Regions from separate parts of the Homo sapiens genome. Here region 1 is linked to region 2. Evidence: chromatin contacts called from ENCODE Hi-C data. All regions are on one chromosome and are shown on one strand. The core of a region is the stretch at or near the end of the contact, and the rest is flanking DNA. Distances in the headings are between cores, read along the strand shown. Region 1 overlaps LRRC32 (leucine rich repeat containing 32). Region 2 overlaps UVRAG (UV radiation resistance associated).

What was found. A loop is a pair of places that touch in the nucleus more often than their neighbours do. Pooled maps may share reads with other maps.
Region 1: a pooled map shows a loop between it and region 2 (2.3-fold over the local background). The contact joins two enhancer-like sites. A Hi-C loop is called at or near these places in 5 of 37 single-sample maps with no recorded cell type and 7 of 50 pooled maps.

The regions. Positions count from the first base shown.
Region 1 is chr11:76,665,192-76,667,959 of GRCh38, forward strand. It overlaps LRRC32 (leucine rich repeat containing 32), which reads right to left. Exons shown (of 3, transcript NM_001128922.2): 2 at 680-767. The coding sequence starts at 763. Among named protein-coding and RNA genes, the nearest start is that of LRRC32, 4.2 kb to the right of the region's middle. RefSeq lists a silencer at 150-209 and enhancers at 1,072-1,121, 1,692-1,751. Within about 2 kb of position 1,365, at least 13 of the 41 ENCODE cell types and tissues checked have a DNase peak (open chromatin) inside an H3K27ac peak, as active enhancers do.
Region 2 is chr11:75,891,190-75,893,922 of GRCh38, forward strand. All of the region lies in intron 5 of UVRAG (UV radiation resistance associated), which reads left to right. Among named protein-coding and RNA genes, the nearest start is that of UVRAG, 77 kb to the left of the region's middle. Within about 2 kb of position 1,287, at least 4 of the 41 ENCODE cell types and tissues checked have a DNase peak (open chromatin) inside an H3K27ac peak, as active enhancers do.

The DNA.
Region 1 (2,768 bases), core at 115-2,614, 770 kb after region 2:
TGCCCTAGGGAAGTTCATGGTCTGGCAGGTGAGACAGGCTTGGACCCTTTCACCAACCACCCCACATGTTCAGTCTTCTCAGTATTGAGATAGGGGGAAGCCTGGGGACCGCAGGAACCCAGAGGAAGGTGTGATCAGACTAGGCCAGCCTGGGAGGGGCTGGGGAGGCTTCCTGGAGATGGCAGCATTTGATCTGGGCACTAAGAAGTGAGAGGCACTCCAGCGGGCAGTCCCAAGTCAAGGAGCCCAGCTTGGAAGGGGATTTGTCTCCAAGAGGGATGAGCACAGAGGAGCCCCTCCCAGCTGGCCTACCCCAAATTCCCCACACATATATATATATTCTAGATCCCCTAGCTGGGCCTACTGCTCTGTGGGGACAGCTTGGGGGAATACAGTGTAATATCAGCCTCACTGTTCCCAGCTGAATGACCTTGGACAAGGCCCAATCTCTCCAAGCCTCAGTCTCCTCCTTTGCAAAATGAGAATAATGGTGCTTACCTGGCAGGACTGTGGGTAAATAAGGTGTTTAAACATTCTAGTAGGTGCTCATTAAATGCAAGGTACATTCCCTTTCCTCTCCTGACTCTTCTAACTTCTGGCTTCTGGGGCTGGGGCACTAGCACACCCTAGGGCAGGGAGGTGGGGGTGGTCCTCACCCTGTCTGGGCAGAGCATCTTACCATCTTACAGGGCACTTTGTCTTGGTGTTGTGCAGCCAGGCCTAGGGTCAGCAGGGCCAGGAGCAGCAGGATCTGGGGTCTCATGGCTCTGTGTAAGGCGGAGAGGAAAGGGGAACACTGTAAGCCCACTGGCTCCTTCCCACTGCCAGCCCCCACTCCCACCCATTCTGTGCCTGCCCTCAGGGAACCCCAGAGCACGGCTGGAGCTGGAATAAAGATGCTTTGAGCAGGGCAGAGAGCCAGGTGGGAAATGGGCCTGCAGCCCATCATAGTAGGCCTCTCACCCAGGCCAAGGAGCCGCCCATTACCCAGGGGAAGCAAGAGTTTTAAGCGGCAGGTGACTTGGTCAGACGGGGGTTTTCAAGAGACCCCACCTGGCGGAAGACAGCCTGGAGGGGATGCACAGAAGGCTGACAGACCCTAAGGGTTACCCTAGGCCATGCTCAGGGCCAGGGACTGGGGGCATGGAGATGTAGAGGGGGTTTGGAGGGTGGGCCTCTGACTACATTTCCACCCAGGCCACACAAGTCCTCCGTACCAGCTCTTCAGTCCCCACATGCAATTCCTCGTTTTCTGCCCACTCCCCCACCTTTATTTTGCCCTTTTCCTTTTGATTCTCTGATTCTCGAGCCCTTGCCATTGTTCAAGGGCTGGGCCCGGGCCTTGGCAGGAAGTCCCACAGGAGGCCTGGCTGCCCCGGCACTGCTCTGCGGACTTCCCCAGGAGCAGCCTGGCAGGCCCTGTACTTTCACTGAAGCCACACTCCGGCCTCCTGGGCCAGCCCTTCCCTCTAAGAGCAGCCAGGGGTGGGGCTAAGGGGACCGCACAGGCCCTTAGCAGGGTTAAATCCCAGTGCTGCTGGAGGCTCACTCACTCCCTCACTAAGGACATCAGCCAAGTGCTAGGGATGTACAAATCCACCCATGAATTTCATTCATTCATTCACACCTTTACTGAATACCTCCTCATGTCTGGCTCTGTGCTGGGAACTGGGAACTCAAAAAACAAATGAACACGAAAAAGAAGTGACAGTGACGGTGATACAGACAGAGAGTCTTAAAGAGGGACACAGAAAGCCTTCCAAGAGCACCAGGCGCACAGTCACCCACATCTGACTGCTCCCTCTTGTCTCCTCTACCTTTCTGCTGTGTGATCTTACAAGTCGCTTCACCTCTCTGAGCCTCAGTCTCCTCATTTGAGGTTAATGGCAGCCATGCCAAGTTTTTGTTGAGAATCAAACGAGATGCCACCTACAGAGCCTCCATTATGCAGTAGGCCCTCTCCTCAGCACTTTCTAGGCATGAACTCATTCCATCCTCACAAAAATTCAATGACTTGGTTCCATCATCATTTTACAGAAGGGAAAAAGAAGTCTCAGAGAGCTTAGGTACTATGCCCGAGGTCACACGGTGAACAAGCCACCGGCCCAGGTGAGTCTGGCTCCTGGGTCTGTGCCCTTCAAATCCACACTCCCAGGCCTCCCACAGTGGGTGCTCCCTCAGTGAGTGCTGAACCGCGATTCTGAAGGATGCTGCAGGAGAAAAGGCATTCACAGGGCATTTGAGGGCAGTGTCTTTGACTGTTGGAACCCGCTAGTGATGAGCTATGGACGAAGATGGCTGCTCTGAATCCCATCTCTCTTGAAGGCGCACAGACCACAGCCGGACCCGGTAAACCCTATTCCCTGGCTCCCCTCAGGGCCACAGGCGCTGCCCCTGCAGCTGCTCTGCTCTCACCTGCATTACAGGTTGTGCTTTCACAGGAAACTTTGTTCTGCTGTTTAAAAAGCAGAACGCCACCGCCCGTTAGAAAGTTAGCATATTCAGAACTGAGTGAAAACCCCTCCGGCAGGGCCTTCCAGGCCACTGGGGAGCATGCCCTGCCTGGCCAGCTCTGCTCTCCAGCCTGCTTCCCCGGTGTCCCCTCTCACATTCTGGGTTCTGGACACCTCATATTTCCTTCAGTTCCCTGAGCAGATTTTCACTGCCCCAAACCTTCACTTTCTCCCCTCTCCTCTTCTGCTAAAGACCTCCTCATCCTTGGGGTCCCAGCTTAGATGGGCCAAGAGGCCTTCTTTGGTTCCCCAAGT
Region 2 (2,733 bases), core at 37-2,536:
TCCTTTCTAGCCTGTAAGCTTTTGAAGGACAGATTTCTATAAATAATATTGAATTCCCAGCACCTGCCACAGTTTTTGGGGTATGCAGTTTGCTTAGTAAAAGTGTTTGTGATTTAATGAAATAATTATGGGATTGCTACTGCTGCTGTTCATAATATCTCATGTACAGGGTTAGCTGTTCTAATACTGTTGCAACATTAAGTTCCTCCTGCAACTGGTATAACTCACCTTTTAGGACAATATCTGGCACATATAATAATAATATTAATAGCTAAAATGTATTGAGCATTACTGTATATCAAACACTGTAAGAGCTTCACATCTATTATTGTATTTAATACCCCAAGAACCTTATAGCCAAATCCTCAGAGCTGTTGAGATTTTGAGTAAGCCAATAACTAATACTCCTTTCTTCTCCTGAGTTTGGAGCAAGTTCAGATATAGGTGATAGTCTGTAATCCCAGTGGATTTTGGGAGGCTGAGCTGGGAGGATCAGCAGTTCGAGAGCTCAGCAGTTCGAGACCAGTCTGGGCAACGTAGCAAGACCTTGTCTGTACTAAAATTCAAACAAAAAATTAGCCAGGTGTGGTGACACGTGTCTGTAGTCCCACCAACTTGAGGGGCTGAGGCGGGAGGATTGCTTGAGACCAGGAGGTTGATGGTGCAGTGAACCCTGATGGCGCCACTTCACTGGGCAATGGACGAGACCCTGTCTCAGGGAGGGGAAAGAAAAAAAAAGGATAGGTGATAGATAAATGTAGATCAGAACATTGGCTTTATTACTAATAAAACTGATGGACAAATGTGATTTAAATTATGTGACTAAAAGAGTTTGCTGTGACTAAAAGGGCTTGTCGATTCCTTCTATATACTTCCTCTTGGACTGAACCTCCCCCACAAAATAACAAAACAAGTGAAACCAAGGTCTTCCTCTTATAGGAACAAAGCCTGAGCCTCCAAGCCAGAAGCAAAGTTTGTATGCGTGGTTAGACAGGTTGTTTCTGATTGGAGAGAACCTGGAAAGAATTAAGCCAGTCACACACAGGTCCATCTCTGAAGCCCAGCCATCAGATCAGTCATCTGCTGGTCCTGGAGAGGAGTGAGTGGAGGACACAGAGAAACTGCAGATGCTCCTTTCATGACCTTTTCTCCTGAGAAATGGAGTGGGGCATTTGTCTCCTGTGTGGGAACATGGGAATGCAGAGTAAGTGTTTCCCTCTAACGGGAATAATAGCTAGTATTTAGTGAGCACTTCTATGCTGGCACTATTCTAAACACTTTACACATTTTACCTTATTTAAACCTCACACTTGGCCTTTCATAGAAGAGGAAGTTGGCACAGAGAACTTAAGTAACTTTCCCCAAATTACGCAGCTCCCTGAGTAGCAGAGCTGCGATTCAAAAGCAGATGGTCAGTACATGCTTATTGAATATATGATCGTAATTAGTGGTGTACTTTCCCCTATTGTCCTTCAGTTAGTGAGCTTTGTTAATTGGATAAGTTCAGCAGATCTTGCCCCCTTTACCAGCTTTCAAATGAACACCTGACATGTAGACTGAACCTTAAAAAACCTTGTCTTTTTTAACAAAGCCGCAAGCAGAGTTTCCAGTCAAGATGACATTGTAAGTGTACACTTTGAGACCTTCCTCAGCACCAAGCAAGAAGCAAGGATTGATGAAATCGGAGAAATGTAAAAGAAATATTCCTGGCCGGGTGCTGTGACTCACGCCTGTAATCTCAGCACTTTGGGAGGCCGAGGCAGGTGGATCACAAGGTCAGGCATTCAAGACCAGCCTAGCCAACGTGGCGAAACCCCATCTCTACTAAAAACACAAAAATTAGCCAGGCATAGTGGCGGGTGCCTGTAATCCCAGCTACTCTGAGGCTGAGGCAGGAGAACTGCTTGAACCCAGGAGGTGGAGGTTGCAGTGAGCCGAGATCGCACCACTGCACCCCAGCCTGGAGGCCAGAGCAAGACTCCGTCTCAAAAAAAAAAAGAAAAAAAGAAGAATTATTCCTTCCTAAAACAAACAAGAAACCAAGGCAATAAACATCTCCCAAACAGAAGTGGAATAGAAACACAAAGAAGTGGGAAGAAGCAGAAGACTTGGGCCTTCTGGCCACTCTGCCCAGAAGTAGGCAGAAAGATGGGCTCTTCAGGGTAAAATGAGCACTAAATGAGCACGAAAAGCTGAGTGGGGCTCTCCCTATTAAAAAAAGGGCCGAGAAAAGACAGCTTAGAGAAACTGCAGAACTTTAAGAATAATCCTAAAAGGGGAAATTTGAAAAGCTACCAGCGAGAAAGGAAATATTACTCACAAATTAGGCTGACAGCAGACTTCTCATCAGCAGCAGTAGATGCCAGAAGAAATAGGTCTTCAATGCGCTGTTAATTATTAATTGTTTCTAGTAAACTTTCAGTCAAGAGTGAGGGTAATTTGAGACCAGCTAGGGTAACATAATGAAATACTATCTCTACCAAAAAAAAAAAAAAAAAAAAAAAAAAATTAGCCAGGCATGGTACATGGCTGTAGTCCAAGCTACTTGGGAGGCTGAGGTGGGAGGATTGTTTGAGCCAGGAATTTGAGGCTGCAGTGAGCTGTGATCGCACCATTGCACTCTAGCCTATGTGACAGAAAAAAAAAAAAAGCGAGGGTGAGAGAGCATTTTATTGATTGAGACAGAGTCTCACTCTGTTGCCCAGTCCCACCTCTGAGTAGCAGGGATTATAG